Linked DNA regions of Homo sapiens: region 1 is linked to region 2. The links are chromatin loops, found by intact Hi-C in ENCODE. Cell type or tissue: mammary epithelial cell. All regions are shown on one strand. Links, peaks and the distances in the headings refer to the core of each region. The heading gives the core; the rest is flanking DNA.

What was found. Hi-C counts contacts between places; a loop is a spot of excess contacts. Peaks named below come from ENCODE experiments on the same cell type or tissue, not always from the same donor. Only the 100,000 strongest peaks of a DNase experiment are listed, where the experiment ranks them.
Region 1: it touches region 2 in a loop (6-fold over the local background); 2 of 110 quality-filtered maps call a loop at or near these places.

What each region holds. Positions count from the first base shown.
Region 1 is chr1:19,029,297-19,037,616 of GRCh38, reverse strand. All of the region lies in intron 1 of LOC105376815 (a long non-coding RNA gene), which reads left to right. Among named protein-coding and RNA genes, the nearest start is that of IFFO2, 77 kb to the right of the region's middle. RefSeq lists an enhancer at 1,233-1,804. In mammary epithelial cell, for the core only: no CTCF peak of the experiment used is centred there; a DNase peak (open chromatin) is centred at 3,456; H3K27ac peaks cover 1,072 bases.
Region 2 is chr1:18,946,229-18,954,548 of GRCh38, reverse strand. All of the region lies in intron 1 of IFFO2 (intermediate filament family orphan 2), which reads left to right. Among named protein-coding and RNA genes, the nearest start is that of IFFO2, 6.3 kb to the left of the region's middle. RefSeq lists enhancers at 2,168-2,497, 2,518-2,567, 2,768-2,907, 2,938-3,067, 4,198-4,327 and 1 more. In mammary epithelial cell, for the core only: CTCF peaks have their summits at 4,297 and 5,398; DNase peaks (open chromatin) are centred at 658, 5,328 and 5,898; H3K4me3 peaks cover 4,602 bases; H3K27ac peaks cover 7,377 bases.

The DNA.
Region 1 (8,320 bases), core at 105-8,104, 83 kb before region 2:
AGATCCTGGGTTGGAAGAAGCAAAAGTTACCTGCCTGCCCTCTGCCCTTGCCATTCTCTCACCAGCACCACCACCAAAATGGGTTTAAGCTTGTGTCTCCACTGGGCCCCAAGATCTTTCTCTATTTTGGCAATCCATCCATTTCTTTGTTCATCCATATACCTAACATCTGACCACGCTCACCAGACCTGCAGTGACCCCCTAGTGTAAGCACGCCATCTCTTGCCAGGCCATCCTGAGTGGTTTTTGAGTCTCCTCTCTTGCCTCCTTAGAGACTTCCCCTCCCAAAAGTGTCCAGCACATACGTCCTCCTCCTCAGCACTAGGTTCCATATAAGGCAGAGAGGCAAGTCGTTCAATCAAAGGCTCCAACAAGACGGCGGGGCTGATCATCCAGGTAAAATGTTTAACACTTTTTTTCTTTTTTTAAAGACAGGGTCTCAGTCTGTCACCCAGGCCGGAGTACAGTGATGTGATAATGGCGGCTCACTGCAGCCTCGACCTCCTAGGGTCAGGCAATCTTCCTGCCTCAGCCTCCTAAGTAGCTGGGACTATAGGTGAGCACCACCGTGACTGGCTAATATAAAATTTTTTTTTTTTTTTTTAGTAGAGACTTGAGTCTCGCTATGTTGCCCAGGCTGGTCTTAAGCTCCCAGGCTCAAGCGATCCTCCCACCTTGGCCTCCCAAAGTGCTGGGATTACAGGCTTCATGAACACATCGTAAAGGAACGGAGCAAGAGACAGGCTGGGGTGGGTGATGTTGATATCAGGACGGGCATCCCAGAGGAGGCAAGGCATGGTGGAGTCTTCAAGGGTGCCAGGAGGAGTTGGCTGGGTGAAGGGAGGGAACAGATAGGCTGGGCCAGGGGACACTGTAATTGGCTGAGAGAGGTACAGCCAACTCCACCCTACTCAGGGCAGGTGGGCTGGTTTTTTTTGTGAGTTACCATCACCACCAGGATCATCCTCTCCCTCTCCTCCCTCCATTCGGCCCCTTGCGTCCTCCCTTGGCCACTGTACTAGCTCACTGGGTGGGGGCAAGATGAGAAGAGGAGCTCTCGCTAGCCGACATGAATGAGTAAAAGGTTGCTGCACCGTGAAACTCAGCGCTAAAGTCGGATTTGGAATGATCTGTGGGCCTCAATTATCCTGGCTTTATTTTATCTCTCTCTCTCTCCCTGGCTTTGTTGTAGGGAGTTAATATGATGATACGCGATATTGCTTTTGGCAGGAGCCGGCCGCCCAGAGAATCAGGCCCTTCTTCCCCTTGCCAGCCCCTCCTCCTCCCTGCTCAGGCTCTCTCTGACCACCGGGTGAAGGGAGTGGACCCAGCTCCTGTCACCCTGGGTGTCAGGGACACAGTGCTTTGGCTCTCTCCAGAGCTGCCAACACAACTCCCGCCCAATGAGGTGACCTGCCTGCTGGGAGGGTCTGTTTGGTTTTTAAAGAATAAATAAATAGGAGCTGCTTCTTATCCCCTACAGCTAGTTCCCAGAAGGCTGAGTGTCCTGTGCAGAATCGCGAGGCTGTGATGCCGAGCGCCAGGCAGGAGTCTAGACATGCTGGCTGCTGTGACCTGAGTTAGCACAAAGTCAAGAAAAGATTGAGGGGCTTTAGGGAGGGCATGGGGTGTGTGGCCATGTCTAGGGACTCCTCCTGATTTAAGGGCCATGATGGGGACCTCCCATCCTTGAGCAGGTCTTTGGGGAACTGAGGTGGCAGGAGGCCAAGTTGGAGCCATCCCCTGGGATTCTGACCTTGCTGGGGCTGGGTCTCACCGAATTCAAAACCTAGTGCTGAGCTGCGCCCTGGCTCTGGGGAGGTATCTGGGCCCCTGACAGGGGCTTGCCAGGGAGGTCTGAAAACAGGACCAGCTACACCCTTAGTGGGGCTCTATGCAACATGAAAACGTGCATCCCTCATTCAAAAGTTAAGAAATTCAGGACAGGGAATGCAGAGCATTAAACCAAGGGTGGGTCCTTCTGAGCCCTGTGTAACTGCAGGTGTCACACATCCAGGAAGCCAGCTGGGAGTCTGCTAGGGCTGCCGTAACACAGTACCATATACTGGGTGGCTGAAATGAACAGGAAATTGTTTCACTCTTCTGGAGGCCAGAGATCTGAGACCAAGAGCAGGCTTGGCTCCTGCGGAGGGCTCAGAGGGAGGCCCCAGCACAGGCCCCTGTCCCCACTCTTTGACGTTCCCAGGGTTGTCGAAGCATAACCCCATCTTTGCCTTCATCACGTCCTCTTTGCTCTGAGCATGTCTGTCTCTGTGCCCAAGATTCCCCTTTTAAAATGACACTGGTCATACTGGATTAGGGGCCACTACCATAACCTCATTTTAACCTGGTGCCCTCTATGAAGACTGTTTCCAGATAAGCCCACATTCTGAGGTTCTGGGGTTAGAACATCAATTTTTTTTTGTTTTGGGGGGAGGGCAGGGAACACGATTCAGCCTCTAACTGTGGCCCCACTGAGCAGCCTCCTTCAGTTCAGTTCAGCTTGGTGGACATGGACAGACACTAGTTCTGTGCCCGGCTCCCTCCTGGGGCAAGTGACCCTGCCCTGCAGGAACCTCCTGTCCCCACGGAACTCCCTGGCAGGAGGCAGGGTGGACCCTCTGGACCTGATGGCTCACAGGTCTCTGCCCTGCCTCCGTGGACTGGGGGTCCCCAGTGTGACTTTGGGAGGGTACCAACCCTGGCGACCCAGGTCATAACCCAGCTGTCACCTGAGGGCTGGCAACTCTGCTCTCGACACCCTCACTTGGGTCCTGCGATGGGGCTCCGGTGGGGGCAGTCACTGCCGGGAGTGACAACTGATGGCGTCCCTTTCTCCAGGAGGATGACACCAAGGGGGCTGCATTGTGAGTCCCTTGTCTCCTGGCGCTGTCACTCACTAATGGTGTAGGCTGAGCACCCCTCTCTTCCTCGGGCCTCTGTCTCTTTGCCTGTGGCATCTTGTCCCTAGGACCCACCTCGTGGTTCTGCTGTGACCTCCGGAAGTCCCCGCAGAACCTGGAGCTCTGTGGGCTCGGGAAGAGGCAGCGCCTGGATCCAGATCCTCCTGGGAGGTGTGGAACCTCACACAGGCCCCTCCGGGGCAGACGTGTTTGGGGCATGACTGGTGGGGATAGGGACGGGAGGAGTGGGCTGGGTCCTGGGTCCTCCCCCTGGGGGACACCTGAGGCCCTTGTGTTTTGGCTCACGCCAGGGATGGTGTCATCCATTCTTTCCGAATGAGCACTAATCACCTCCGAGAAAAAGTGCCAGCTGTGGGATTTGGGCCCGTTCCCTCTGATTGCTTTTCTTTTCCTTTTTTCTCTTTATGAGTGTGATGTGCTCAGGAGGGACAGGTGAGAAGGAGGCTGTTCTCCTTTTAAGGGCAAGGCATCTCCCCTGCCCTGACTCACCCGCCTCGCTTTTTGGCCCCCAAGCACGCTCCTTGCCTGTTAAAACTGTCCCAGGTACCGCCCCTCCTAGGAGGGCGGCCCCCACCCCCCGCCCTGCATGTTTGGGAGGCTGACTTGGCGGTGAAGTCATCCTTGGCTCGGTCCTCAGACAAGCATCTTCTTGCTTGTCTTACTGGGTTCTCACTGGCACCCCGGCTCCACCCAGGCTGGCACATGGGCTGGGACCCTGCACAAGGGGTGGGTGAGCGGGGCTGGGCACCAGGCCCCTCTGGTGCTGGCTTTTATCTGGTCCCTAACTCAGCCCCTGCAGGCTGGAGCTGATGCTGGGCCAGATCCTGGTGTGGGTCCTGGGGATACGGGGATGAGGGTCTTCCCAGACCCTGATGGGCAAGGGGAAGTGTACGCGCAGAGAGTTCCAAGCCCTGGACTATTTGTGCAAAGCATGTGGTGCACTGAGGAGGGACCTGACTACCCAGGAGTCGGGGGGAGGCCTTCTGGGAAGGCGATACTTGGAAGAATCTTCAAGGATGTACTGGAAGTCACCGGGAAAGGAGAGGGGGCGGATTGATCAGAGGGAATGGCATGTGCTAAGGCTCAGAGGTACGTGTTGGGAGCAAGAGCAGGGAGAGATGAGTGAGCGGGGAGGCATGGCTGGGCAGTAGAGGGCTCTTTGCCATGCCATGTAGCTCAGACCACGACACTGGGGCCACAGAAGGATTTGGAGCCAGAGAGTGAAATGACCAGGTTCAGTTTTTAGGTCAGTGATGCTGGCGGCTGGGTGGGGAGGGTGGACGGAGGGTGGTGACAGGTGGCAGGAAGCCCAGCGGGAAGCTGTTGAAATAGTTCAGGGGAGACGGGAGAGGTTCTGGACCAGGGCAGGGCAAGGGCAGAGGGGAGGGTTCAGGACCTGGAGCTCAGGTGGTGCTGATGGAGCAGAGAAGGGAGACAGACCCGCATGTGCTTTCACTCGCAGGCTGGGCTGGAGAGCGATGCCATTGGACTCAACAGCAGCCCAGTTGATTGGGGCCTGGTGGAGAGGTCCCTGGCTGGAGAGGAGGGCAGGTGCCTTTCTCAGCTGACAGTGCTTTTATCTTGCTTCTGACCTCAGTGCCACTTCTCTGAGATGTCCCCCATCGGCCAGCTTGCCCAGCTGTCACCCCTCACATCACATGACCCAAAGTGCGTGCATGTCCATGCTCTGGGTTGTGTCTCCCAGCACCCCTCCTGGAGGATGAGGAGGGAAGCGCAATGCCCCCCATTGCACAGATGAGATGCAGCTCACAGAGGCCGGGGGACTCCCCACGCTCTCCTGCTTCTAGAGGGTGGGGGGCTCACGTGGCTTTCCCACTGCACGGCAGCATCCCCAACATGGGTGCTTTTGGTTTGCACAGGAGAATACAGGCCCTGTCGCACTGTTCGAGAGCACTAGAGTCCGAGCCGGGTGGAGGGGTCAGCTCTGGGGTTTCCCGCTTCCCACAATGTGACCTTGGGCAAATTACTTGACTGCTCTGTGCTTTAAGTTCCTCACCTGTAAGGAGGGGCTGTTCTCATTGGGCAGGGGGAGACTTAAATGAAGTTGCATTGGCCTGCACATGGCTGACACATTCCATTGTGTATTATCACTATGCACGAAGCCTCCGCCACCCTGGTGCCTTAGGATGTGTTGAAAAGACTCCCATCTCCCGTCCTCTGAGGTCTTGTCTGCCGGGGCATCCAACCCCCACCTGCAAAGTGAAGGACCCCGACTCCCAGAGTCTCTAAATTGTGGCCACACTCATGCTGGAGAAACCTCTGTGTGACTGGGTGAGTCAGTGTCACCTGGCCTGAAAGGCCCATCAAAGAGCTCCGAGGCTGGGGCCTGGCAGCTTTGTCGCCTCCACCAGGCCCCGATCAACTGGGCTCCTGTTCAGTCCAACAGCATCGCTCTCCAGCCCAGCCCGGGGGTGAAGGCTCACATGGGTCTGTGTGTCTCTTCTCTGCTCCGTCAGCGCCACCTGAGACTTCCTGCCCTTGCTGGAAAGCGGTGGGTGAAAATAAATGCATAATAAAGTCATCAGAGAGAGGCATTTCATGCTGGGTGCGGTGGCTCATGCCTGTAATCCCAGAACTTTGGGAGGCTGAGGTGGGCAGATCGCTTGAGGCCAGGAGTTCGAGACCAGCCTGGCCAACATGGTGAAACCCCATCGCTACTAAAAATACAAAAATTAGCCGGGTATGGTGGCGCACGCCTCTGGTCTCAGTTAATTGGGAGGCTGAGACATGAAAATCTCTTGAACCTGAGAGGCGGAGGTTACAGTGAGCCGAGCTCGTGCTACTGCATTCCAACCTGGGTGACAGAATGAGACTGTCTCAAAAAAAACCAAAGAGGCATTTCTGTGTGTCTGCCGTAGGAGGGCTGCTGTGTATCCAGGTCACTAAACTCCGTCATTCATTCATCGTTTTGATCTCTTTGAATAAGCTGAGCAAGGACTTAGAAGCCATAACTCTTCTACTCTCAAGATATGCCTAAGAAATGGTTAGGCTCATGCAATGCGGCTCTACCCATCCATAAGAACGATGTCCTAGGTACATATTCAGGAGTGTGGCGCTAGGTCCACATAATATTGTTGAATTTAAAGAAGACAGTTGCTAAACAGAATCTAGAGTTTGACCCTATTTCAGTAAAATATTCATCACCAAAACTCCCAGAGAGAGTCCAGAGAGAAACCCACCAACATGGTGTCAGGGGTTCTTTCTGGATGAGGGCTTTACAGGTGATCTTTGCTTTCTGATTTATACCTTTCAGGATTATCTAGAATAGGGGTTGCAAACTATGGCCCATGGGCCAAATGCAGCTGATGGTCTGTTTTCATACAGCCCATGAGCTAAGGATGGCTTTTACCTTTTGAAATGATTGTAAAAACAAACAAACAAAAACAGAAGAATTTGCTATAGCGAGCATGTGATCCACAAAACCTAAATTATTTAGGCTCTGCATAGAAAAATAATTTGCCAATCTTTGATCTAGAAAAACATTAACATTGACATGTGCTAACGCTATCATAAAAACAACAAAATGTTTCCTTTTCAGAAGGTAATACATTTAGCAAGCAGATGCATCAGAATCCTCTTTCTTTTTCTTTCTTTCTTTCTTTCTTTCTTTCTTTCTTTCTTTCTTTCTCTCTCTTTCCTTCCTTCCTTCCTCCCTCCCTCTCTTTCTCTTCTCTCTTTCTCTCTCTCTCTTTCTTTCCTTCCTTCCTTTCTTTCTTTTCTTTCTTTTTCTCTTTCTTTCTTTCTTTCTTTTTCTTTCTTTCCTTCCTTCCTTCCTTCCTTCCTTCCTTCCTTCTTTCTTTCCTTCCTTCCTTCCTTCCTTCTTTCTTTCCTTCTTGCTTTCTTTCTCTCTCTCTCTTTCCATCTCTCTTTCCCTCCCTCTCTCTCTTTCTTTCTTCTTTCTTTCCTTCCTTCTTTCTTTCCTTCTTGCTTTCTTTCTCTCTCTCTCTCCCCCTCCCCTCCCCTCCCTCCCTCCCTCCCTCCCTTCCTTCCTTCCCCCATCTCTCCCTTTTTTTTAGACAGGTCTTTTTCTGTCACTCAGGCTGGAGTGCAACGGTGCGATCTGGGCTCACTGCAACCTCTGCCTCCTGGTTCAAGTGATTCTCCCATCTCAGCCTTCCCAGTAGCTGGGATTACAGGCTCATGCCACCATGCCCAGCTAATTTTTGTATTTTTTGGTAGAGACACGGTTTCACCATGTTGGCTAGGCTGGTCTCGAACTCCTGACCTCACGTGATCCACTCTTCCCGGCCTCCCAAAGTGCTGGGATTACAGATGTGAGCCCAGAATCATTTATTTCTATTCAACAACACCCCTATGGGTTGAGCACTGTGCTAGACTCACCCCTCCTTCCCTCCTTCTCCTTTCTTTCCCACTTTCCTTCCTTCCTCTCTCCCCTGCTCCAGCCTCCCACTTTTTCTCCCTTGCTTCTTCTCTCCTCCCTCCCTCCCTCCTTCTCTCCTCCCTCCCTCTCTCCTCCCTCCCTCCCTCCTTCCCTTCTGTCTCCAGACTTTTCCCGAGCACCTTCTATGTGCCAGAGGCTTACAAACTGATGGGAGGCAAATCAGGAACAAGTCATCATCACACATCATCCTCAGGGCCACAGTGTGCCTGTTCAAGGGGGAGAGGCCACCAGGGTGGGGACACTGGCTGTGCCTGGAGTTGGCGAAGGGTGCTCCAAGGGCATAGCTCAGGATCTCCCACAGTCACCTGGGAGCCAGGACAGGCCCTCAGAAAGGCGATTCGAAACATCAGGCCCCTGAGCCTGGCCCCCAGCAAAGAGTGCTTGGAGTCCTCCAGACCTGAGTGACCAGGGGGGTACTTTGTGACCACATAGGGGCTTGTTTGAGGACTTTCAGAGTTGAACATCCACAAACAGGAGCAGAATGTTGGGCTAGTAGAGGACCAGCAGGATCCAAGGCCAATCCCAGGGGGTGGGTATCCCCGAGGGGTCCCAGTAGCAATGACAGACACACAGGCAGCCTCACACGGCCGCCAGGCAGGATGGAGCAAGGCAGGCGGCAGGCGGCAGGCGGCAGGTGGCTGGCGGCAGGGTGCTGTTGCAATCGTGCCCTGCTCCTGCCCAGCCTGCTTCCTGCAGCCATGCCTGAGGCCAGCACCTCCCTCCTGTCAACTGGACTGGTTCCTTCTGTCAAACCAGTAGAAGGAATTGGGAAACGACAGTGGGGCAGGGGTGGGAAGCTGGGGGACACCCCTTCCGTCTTCTTAATCACTGCATCTAACTTTCAGTACATCTTTCGAGCCTTACTCATGCATGAGATTACCATGACGTTCCTAGCACCCAGGACACCTGAGGCACACAGCCAAGCAGGCAGGGAGGCACTGACCTCAGGATGCCCGCCTGCTGCCCCATCTCC
Region 2 (8,320 bases), core at 208-8,207:
CTATTGGCTCTGAACTCCAGGGCTTGGAGGATGTACTGAGAAGGACCCTTCCTTCCATCTCTAAAGGTCTGTCCAGGGAGCTGGGCATAGGTCTCCTTCCGTATTCTCCCATTGGACAGGCTAGCAACTGGGTAGGATTCAAATGCCAGCCTTATACCTGCTGGTGAGATTATCAAATCACTTGAAAGCCTGTTTGCTCATCAGAGAAATGGGAATAATAAAATCTGCCCACAGTTGCTCGAGGAGACAGCAGGATGGTGATGCTCTTTGGGAGGTATAAAGTAATCATGCTGGTGTTATTAAAGATGATAGGCACTTTGTCAAGCTAGCAGGGAGTAGAAATGCTGAGAGTCCTCAAGCTCTCTCATGTGGCGCCTAGCTTCCTGGGGGTAGGTCTTACACTCCACTGGGAGACGGGCTTCTCTCCTGGGTTACCTGTTTCTCTGGAGGACTTGAGAATGGCCCGCCTGGTGCCTTGCCACAGGGAGGCCACCTCGCCGCCCCTCATGGTCAATGTCATTGGGGCAGGCTAGGGAAGCAGGCACTTGCTCTCAATGGTGAAACTGGGGAGGGATGGGCCGGGCCCTCCTGTCTGCCACTGTTGATTGTGTTGTCATGCCTCAGGCTTGTGTTGTGTTTGTTTTATTGTGTGTGTGCTTTTTGGACCTGGCTACTAAGGTGATGGAAAAACCGTGCCCAGTCTTGGAGGGAGATGGGTTGGCATTGAGCAACGATCTATTCAAGTTGCACCCAGGGCGTGGGGTGTGATGTCAGCTTCTGGCGCTGGCCTGGAATGAGACGGTGCTGCTGAGACAGGTGGAGTGCGGGCGTCTCTCTTCCCGCCCTTCTGGGATGCGTGCACACCTTGTCTTCCATTTATTTTCTGAAGTTAACTCAAGACTCATGTTGGATTTTTCCAAAGCAGGTATATTCCTTTCCTGGGGCCTCAGTTTCCCCGTCTGTGAAGTGAGGTTGAGGGGGGGCTAGAATTGCGGTCCTTGAAACCCCAGGCTTTCTTAGAGATGCTTTAGGGTTTCCTTGAATATCTAATAAAAATGATCATTTAAAAGAACATTAAGACGTTAATACAGTGATAAAAATGTGCTCACCCACCTTTAAGTTCTTAATATTAACTCACTGGGTTCTACTAACATGCTAACTTGTTAGTAGTATGTTTTGGGTATCCCTAAGAATTTTCTTTGGGGAGGAGGGCAGACATTTGATAAACATTTTTTAAAAAGTTGAAAAACCACTGGGCTAGATGATCTCAAAGGGTCTTCCCAGCCTTGGCAATATATAAATCTGAGTTTGAGCTCCCAGCCCGCTTCTGATCCCCTGGCCATAAGAGAAGTCACCGTCTAAGGGATGAGACCCAGGTGTCTGCCTGGACTGTTGTGGCCATGAAGGGCTTTAAATCATCCCAGGATATCTATTACAGAACTCCAAGCAATGATGCCCAGAAGGAGCCTAACCCAGAAGGGAAAGGTTCCAGGGTTTCCCCTGGTCCACCTGGAGGAAGCTGCAGCTCCAGAGACCCCCACTTGCTTCCCCAAAGGACAACTTAGGCTGCGAGGCTCAGCGATCTTCAAGCCGGACGCTTGTTGAGTTCCACCTCCATGATTTCTGGCCACATCCATGTACTACCGCCTGTGCTATTACGTACATAAAATATTTTAACAACTTCATTGAGGTACAACTTGCATATCACAAAAACTGCCCATTTTAAGTGTACAAGTCAAGATGAGTAAATTCACAGAGTTGTGCAGTCATTACCACAATCCCGTTTTAGGGCATTGCATCAGCCCCCAAAAAGATCCTTCATGTCCATTTACAGAAAATTCCAATTCCAAGCCCAGCCCAGGTAATCACTGACCTGCTCTGTCTCTAGAAACTAGCCTTTTCCGGACATTTCATAGAAATAGAAACATACACTCTGCAGTCTTTTGTGTTTGGCTTTTTTCACTTAGAGAATTTTTTTTGAAGTTCATCCATGTTGTAGCATGTATTTGTAGGCTGTTCCTTTTTATAGCTAAAAATATTCCTCTGTAGTATAGACCATATTGTGTTTATGAATCCACCCAGGTATTCAATGTATTTTAAATTTAAAACGTCAACTGTATACCACCGAGCATCATCTCATGTGCCATCAGTGGTCCACAAACTGTGCTTTGGAAACACCAACCCAAACCAGAGCCCCTGGCCTGGGGTGCCTGGGTCCTGGCCCCAGTCACCACTGCTTTGGTTTTCCCTTGGCCCAACCAGGTCTTTACCACGTGGGAAATGTGGTCGCTGAAGCCGCAATGAGGACGAGGTTGTCAAGCGTTGATTTGGAAACCAAAACAAACATCTCTACTCTGTCACCACCCAGGGCCACTAAAATATCTTGTTCTGACTTTGCAAGCTGGGGGCTTTTCCCTGGAGTTTCCCACTGAGTTTATCTGAACTCAACAGTGGAGAGTTCCCTGAGTTGGCATCCAGGAGACCTGGACTTTAGGTCCAGCTCTGCCACTAGGTGCTGTGTGACCTCTGGCCAACCGCTGCCCTCTCTGGGCCTCAGCTCCTCCACCTTTACATGCAGGAGTTCCTGTGGGTGATCTCTCTCAGCTTGCTCTCTACTTTAGGTCAGTGACTCCAAGAGGCCCGTGTTGTGGCTGATCTTTCTGCCTCTGGAGACCACACTGTGTTCGCTGAAGCCTTTCTCTGTTCTGGGCTTCCCCTTCCCTCTCCTATCTCTGCCCCAGATAACTAGGGTCCAGGCTCCAGGCATAGGCAGCGCTGGCCATCCCATCCCCAGGCTTAACCGGTTCAACCGTTTCCCCTGTCTTCATTGGCTCCAAGGAAGGATGCAGGAAATCTTTAAGGCTGTCAAGAAAAAGGTCCCTCCAGCCTGGCAGCTGTCACAAAGTTGCCATGGACTGGTAGGGGAAGTTGCCCTGGGCTGGTAGAGGAAGTTGCCCGGCGCTAGTAGTGCTGGCCTAGCTGCCTATCAGACAGGGCGACTCTTTTGGGGGCCTGGTGTCCCTGTCCAGAAGCCTGTCCAGCCATCCTGGCCCCCTCAGGCCTAGTGTGATTTGCAGCTGGCTGGCCTGGTTCCCTCCCGTGCGAGTGGCTGACTGTATGCGCCCCCCAGTTGAAGTCAGCCTGGAGGCTAGGTTTCTTTTTTTCCTGGTGCCTGGGGTGATTGGAGGGTGGTTTGGGAGCCTGGAGAGACCACTGTGATCATTCAGCCTGGTGGCTTTCAGGTGGGCTTTTTAGAGCCCTGGAGTCCATAGCAGGGCGCCTTGGGAGACTCGGGGGACAGTGGGAGGCTGAGTACCTGAGATTTGACCCATGTTGCCCACCATAGCTCCATGCCTCTCTGACTCCCAGACTGTCCAAAAAGTATTCCATTTTAAAAAGGGTTCTGCTGTTTTAAAAAGAAAGAAACCGCTGATTCAGCTGAGTACTTTCATTTTAAAGGTGGGGAAACCAAGGCCCAGAGGGGGGCTGGCCCTCAGTGCTGAGCTGGACAGACCTTCCATCTGCCGTGCAGAGCTGGCCTCCCCGCCTCGACATGATGCCCGCATCATCCGCCAGCAGTCGAGGCTTTGTTATGTTCTTTCCACCTTTTTGTATGTCTGTTTTAAACATTTTTTTAAAAAGCCACTTTCTGGGATGGGAGGGACTTTTGTCACAGCTATTTCTGACTGTGAGCCGGAAGGGGCTGGGCTGTCGGCTGGAATGGAGGACTCCAAAAAGGGATGGTGGGTGGGTCAGCTGGAGTGTCCCCCGCCCATTCCCGTCACACCCCAGGGGGGCCCTCAAGCAGGTGGGTGCTGGCCCCTGAATGTCCCGAAGCCCGAAGGCTGCCCTGGAATAGAAAGCTGAGGGCTTTGTTCCCTGCCACTCCCATTGACACTTTCGTTATTTCTGAAGCTGGCACCGATACGGATTCTTTATTTCTGATTTTCCAGTGAGGCAGCCTTCGATGGTGGAAAAGGGTTTTGCATCCTGGCTCTGCCACTGTCTGTGTGAACATGGGCAAGTGGCTTGGCCTCTCTGAGCTGCCCGTGGAGCTCCCCGCTTCGTCCTCTGTAAAAGAGGGATCATCTTGTTGCTCTCCCAGGGATTGAGAAGGAACAAATGAGGTCTGGTGTTAAGGTACCTGGGGCTTGGCAGATTTTGGGCATACCTACCTCCACCCCAGCCCAGCCCCCTTCCCCTGGCAAAGTCTGTTCCTTTAATTTACAAGGATTTCTCAGCATGGCCCTGACTGCCTAACAAGTCCATTTCAGGGCATGTCGCCGCTCTCTCTGTCCCATGGAGGCGCCAGAGATGGTGTTGGGGGTGGAGGGAGAACGGCTGCTTCTTTGTCCGGCATCTAAGAAGGCTGTTTGACCTACTCTTAGCAGTTGATTTGTGCCTCCGGAAATCTCTCGCCATCCCCCAGCCCTTTCTCCCAACTTCCTTTAAGAGAAACACACAAACCCCTCCATCTAGCGCCTCGGGTCCCTTGAGAACTATATTACAGAATCCCTTGGCTGGGTTGGCATTCTCACTGGGGACAAATTTGGGAGCGATTCTCAGAGCCTCAAGCTAGAGGGAGGGGAATGAGGTCCCAGAAAAGAAAAGGAAGCAGGGAGACAGCTGACGCTGAAGATTCCTTCTCAGAGGAATGCGAGGCGGGGCTTTGCCTTGGCAAACGAGACCGGATGCGGGTCCCCGGGTCCCCCTTCCCCCCACGTGTATGCACACTCACACTCACACACATGTACGTGCACACACACACATTCACATACACATGCAGATGCACACACCAGACTCTCCGTTCAGTCCTGTGGCCCACGTCCCCACACATGACCGTGTTTGAAGGACACAGAAGGGTAGACCCGGAATTTGAACACGCCCTTTGCTGCAACGAGATGCGTTGCCTTCCAGGAGAATTGATTTAAACTGTGCCATGTGTCAGTGACACCGGAGGCTGTGGGCTTTGCATTTGCAGTCCTGGCTTTTGATCGCATTGAGAGGTGAAGGCCGGCTGGCATTCCATTTATTTCCTATGTCGCGGATGGCTGAAGGCCCGGGACGGGAAGGAGGCAGCCCTGTCATGTCCCTGTGCTCAGGATTAGGGATGTGTTGCTTTTTCCTGACTTTCTGCTGTCAGGCGGTCCTAAGCACCCACCACCTCCCGATCACAGCCCCCCACACCCGGAGTTGTAACTACCTGGCATGTGTCTGCCCCTGCATCGACTGGAAGCTCTGTGGGGGCCGGCTCCAACTCTGGCTTCGTCTCCCACTGGCAGATCCCAGCCAGGACCTGGCCAAGGTCCATGCTGAGTAAATACTCATGCAGCAGGGAGGCCTCTGTGTCTGGCTGCTGTGAGCTAGTAGGCCTCCAGGAGGATGGGACAGAAGACGGACAACACAGACCACGTCCAGGGATTCGGCTGTTTGTGGAGGGGAGGGCCTGCACTTGGAATCAGAAGGCCTGGGCCAAAGTTCAAAGTTTGAATGAACCCCCAAGCCTGGCAGTGCAGGGTGCTGGGGCCCCAGGGCAGGAGTTAAAAGCCGAGTGAGCTTGGGCTAGTCACTGCCTCTCGAGCCTCAGTTTCTTCATCTGTAAAACAGGGATGCTAAGCTCTGTGTCCGGAGGTTGTGGAAGAAGTAGACAGGCTCGCCTAGCTACAGCACAGGGCGTGTAAACAGTCAAGTTCAGAATGATTTCACAGGGCAGAGAGTGGGTGCCCTACAGAGGCAGATCTGTGCTGGCCCTGTGGGGTGGGCAGAGGTTGAGAACCAAGCTGGAAACTGGGAGAGGGTGTCCCGTGCCCTTTGCTGGCAGCATCTGTGAGTTGCACAGCCCTTTGAGCATTGCCAGACTGTGAGGTGTTTAGAAAATTCCAGGCCAGATGGGAGACTGCTGAAGGTTTGTGATGTTGCCGCCGCCTGCCCACGAGGGGAGTGTCCTCCCACCCACACTGGGCACCGGGTGCTTGGCTTCCTGAGCAGGATGTGGTTTCTCATTCTAGACCTGGTACAAGAGAGGGTAGTTTTCACCCAACAGTAAACCTGGCAAATGGCAATGCCTGGTTCTCTGGAGGGTCCGTGGAGCCCAGGTCCTGGTCTGGGTTTGCCTGCGATGTGGTCTGAGCTTCACTATGCCCACGTGGGAATGGGGACAGTGGGAAGGTGGGCTTGCCCAGCAACCCTATGAAGACTACGTTCTCTCCGTAATGTAGCACAACTCTGTGCATGCCATTTAATCTCTTGCACCTCAGTTTGTCGCTCTGTACAATGGGGGTGTGGTTTCTTACGAGTTCTGCTTCCCAGGGTTGAGGTAAAAGTCAATTAAAACAGTGCAGTAGGAAAACATTTTGCAAAAGGATTTGAAAATAAATCAATATGGCTTAATGCTTCCGTTTATTGAGCACCTACTTTGTGCTAGGTGCAGTGATGACTTCTTTAAATATGTGATAATTATGGGAGCAGTCCCAAGCAGTGGGAAGTGATTATGCTCATTTTACAAATGAGAGGTTCAGAGAGGTGAAGACTTCTGTCCCAGATCTCGCCACGAGTCCGTCTGGGTCTCTGGACCCCAAGGTCAGTGCTCCTCCCAGGAGGTGGCCTTGTCCCATGCCCCTGGAGGTTGCCAAAGGCTGGCTCAGGGTGAGGAGGCAGGCAGGAGGCACGGGGTCTCCCCAGCACCTGTCACAATATTGCCATGGCGGGTGGCAGAATAGGAGGCGGCTGCTGCGCTGGGAAGACTCCCTGCTGTCACTTTACAGAAATTATTTCTTGAGAAGCAAATGAATCACTGGCAGTAGCAGGCAGATGAGGCTCCCGGGCCACTGTAGCAGGCCTGTCCAGGCCCCTGCTCTTTGGAGAAGGTCTCAATGGGGGCTGGCAGGGCTGGCAGGGGAGGAGTTGGGGAACAGGGAACACATATTATGACCCGTCTGGTGATTTCCACGCGGTCTCATTTAAACCCGGTGGTGGCACTGCAGGATGGAAACCGAGGCTCAGAGAGGAGAAGTAACTTGGAAGTCAGGCTCCAGATCCAACCTTTATCCTGTGCTGTACCCAGAAAGGGCCATGCCCATTGCAAGCCGCTTTCCTGCTGTGAGCCTCAGTTTTCATTTCTGTGAAATGTTGCCTAGCAAAGCTGGGGCAGGCTGTGGATCTCAGGCTCTCAATTAATGCTCCATTTATCTTGCCCGGCCCCTGAGTGTCCTCAGGGCACAGCCAGCCCGAGGTTCTCATCCACGGATCACCAGCAGCAGAGGGCCTCGGGCATTCTGGTGGCTGTTTGGGAGCTCGCCTCCGCCCTGGGCTGGAGTATCCCTAGCTTTTGCTTTCAGTCAGTGCTGTGAACTTTGCCAGGGAACAGGGAAGTTGTTACAATCGTTTGGTGCCTCTTGTTGGGGAAGATGAGACTGCTGGGTGTGGATGTCTGAGAAGCCAAAGTGGTGGTGGTTTCAGAACAGTGGCTGAGTACCCACCGTGGGCCAGGCCCCTGCCCTCGAGAACTCAGAATCTGGGGACATAGACAAATGTGTCATGCCATGTGGCAGCATCATGTGACAACAGCATGTGCCCAGTACCTTCTCCAACAGTGCTTGCGGATAGTAGGAACACAATAAACATGTGTTAGTTAATGAATTTCATTAAATATTTATACAACATTTACTCTTTGCCAGGCTTCATTCAAAGTGGTTTGCAAACATTTAATTCATGGAAGCTGTAATAACCCTGTGAGTTGGGTGCTATCATTAGCCCATTTTAGAGATGCTAAAACTGAGCCACAGAGGCAGGGGAGGGAACTGGGCCAAGACACCTTGAAAGTGGCAAGCCCAGGCCCGGTGCGGTAGCTCATGCCTGTAATCCCAGCACTTTAGGAGGCCGAGGCGGGTAGATCATGAGGTCAGGAGTTCAAGACCAGCCTGGCCAAGATGGTGAAACCCTGTCTCTACAAAAAAAATACAAAAAAATTAGCCGGGCATGGTGGCAGGCACCTGTAATCCCAGCTACTCAGGAAGCTGAGGCAGGAGAATGGCTTGAACTTGGAGGGCGGAGGTTGCAGTGAACCGAGATCTCGCCACTGCACTCCAGCCTGGGCAACAGAGTGAGCCTCCATCTCAAAAAAAAAAAAAAAAAAAAAAAGAAAGTGGCAAGCCCAGATCTGACCGCAGGAAGTCAGGTTCCAGTTCCAACCTTAAACCTGTGTAGTACCAGAAAGGGCCGTGCCCATTGCAAGTAGCTTCCCTGCTTGAGCCTCAGTTTTCACTTCTATGAAATGGAAGTAATAAATCTGACCTCATGAGGCTGTTTGGAGGGCTGTCTA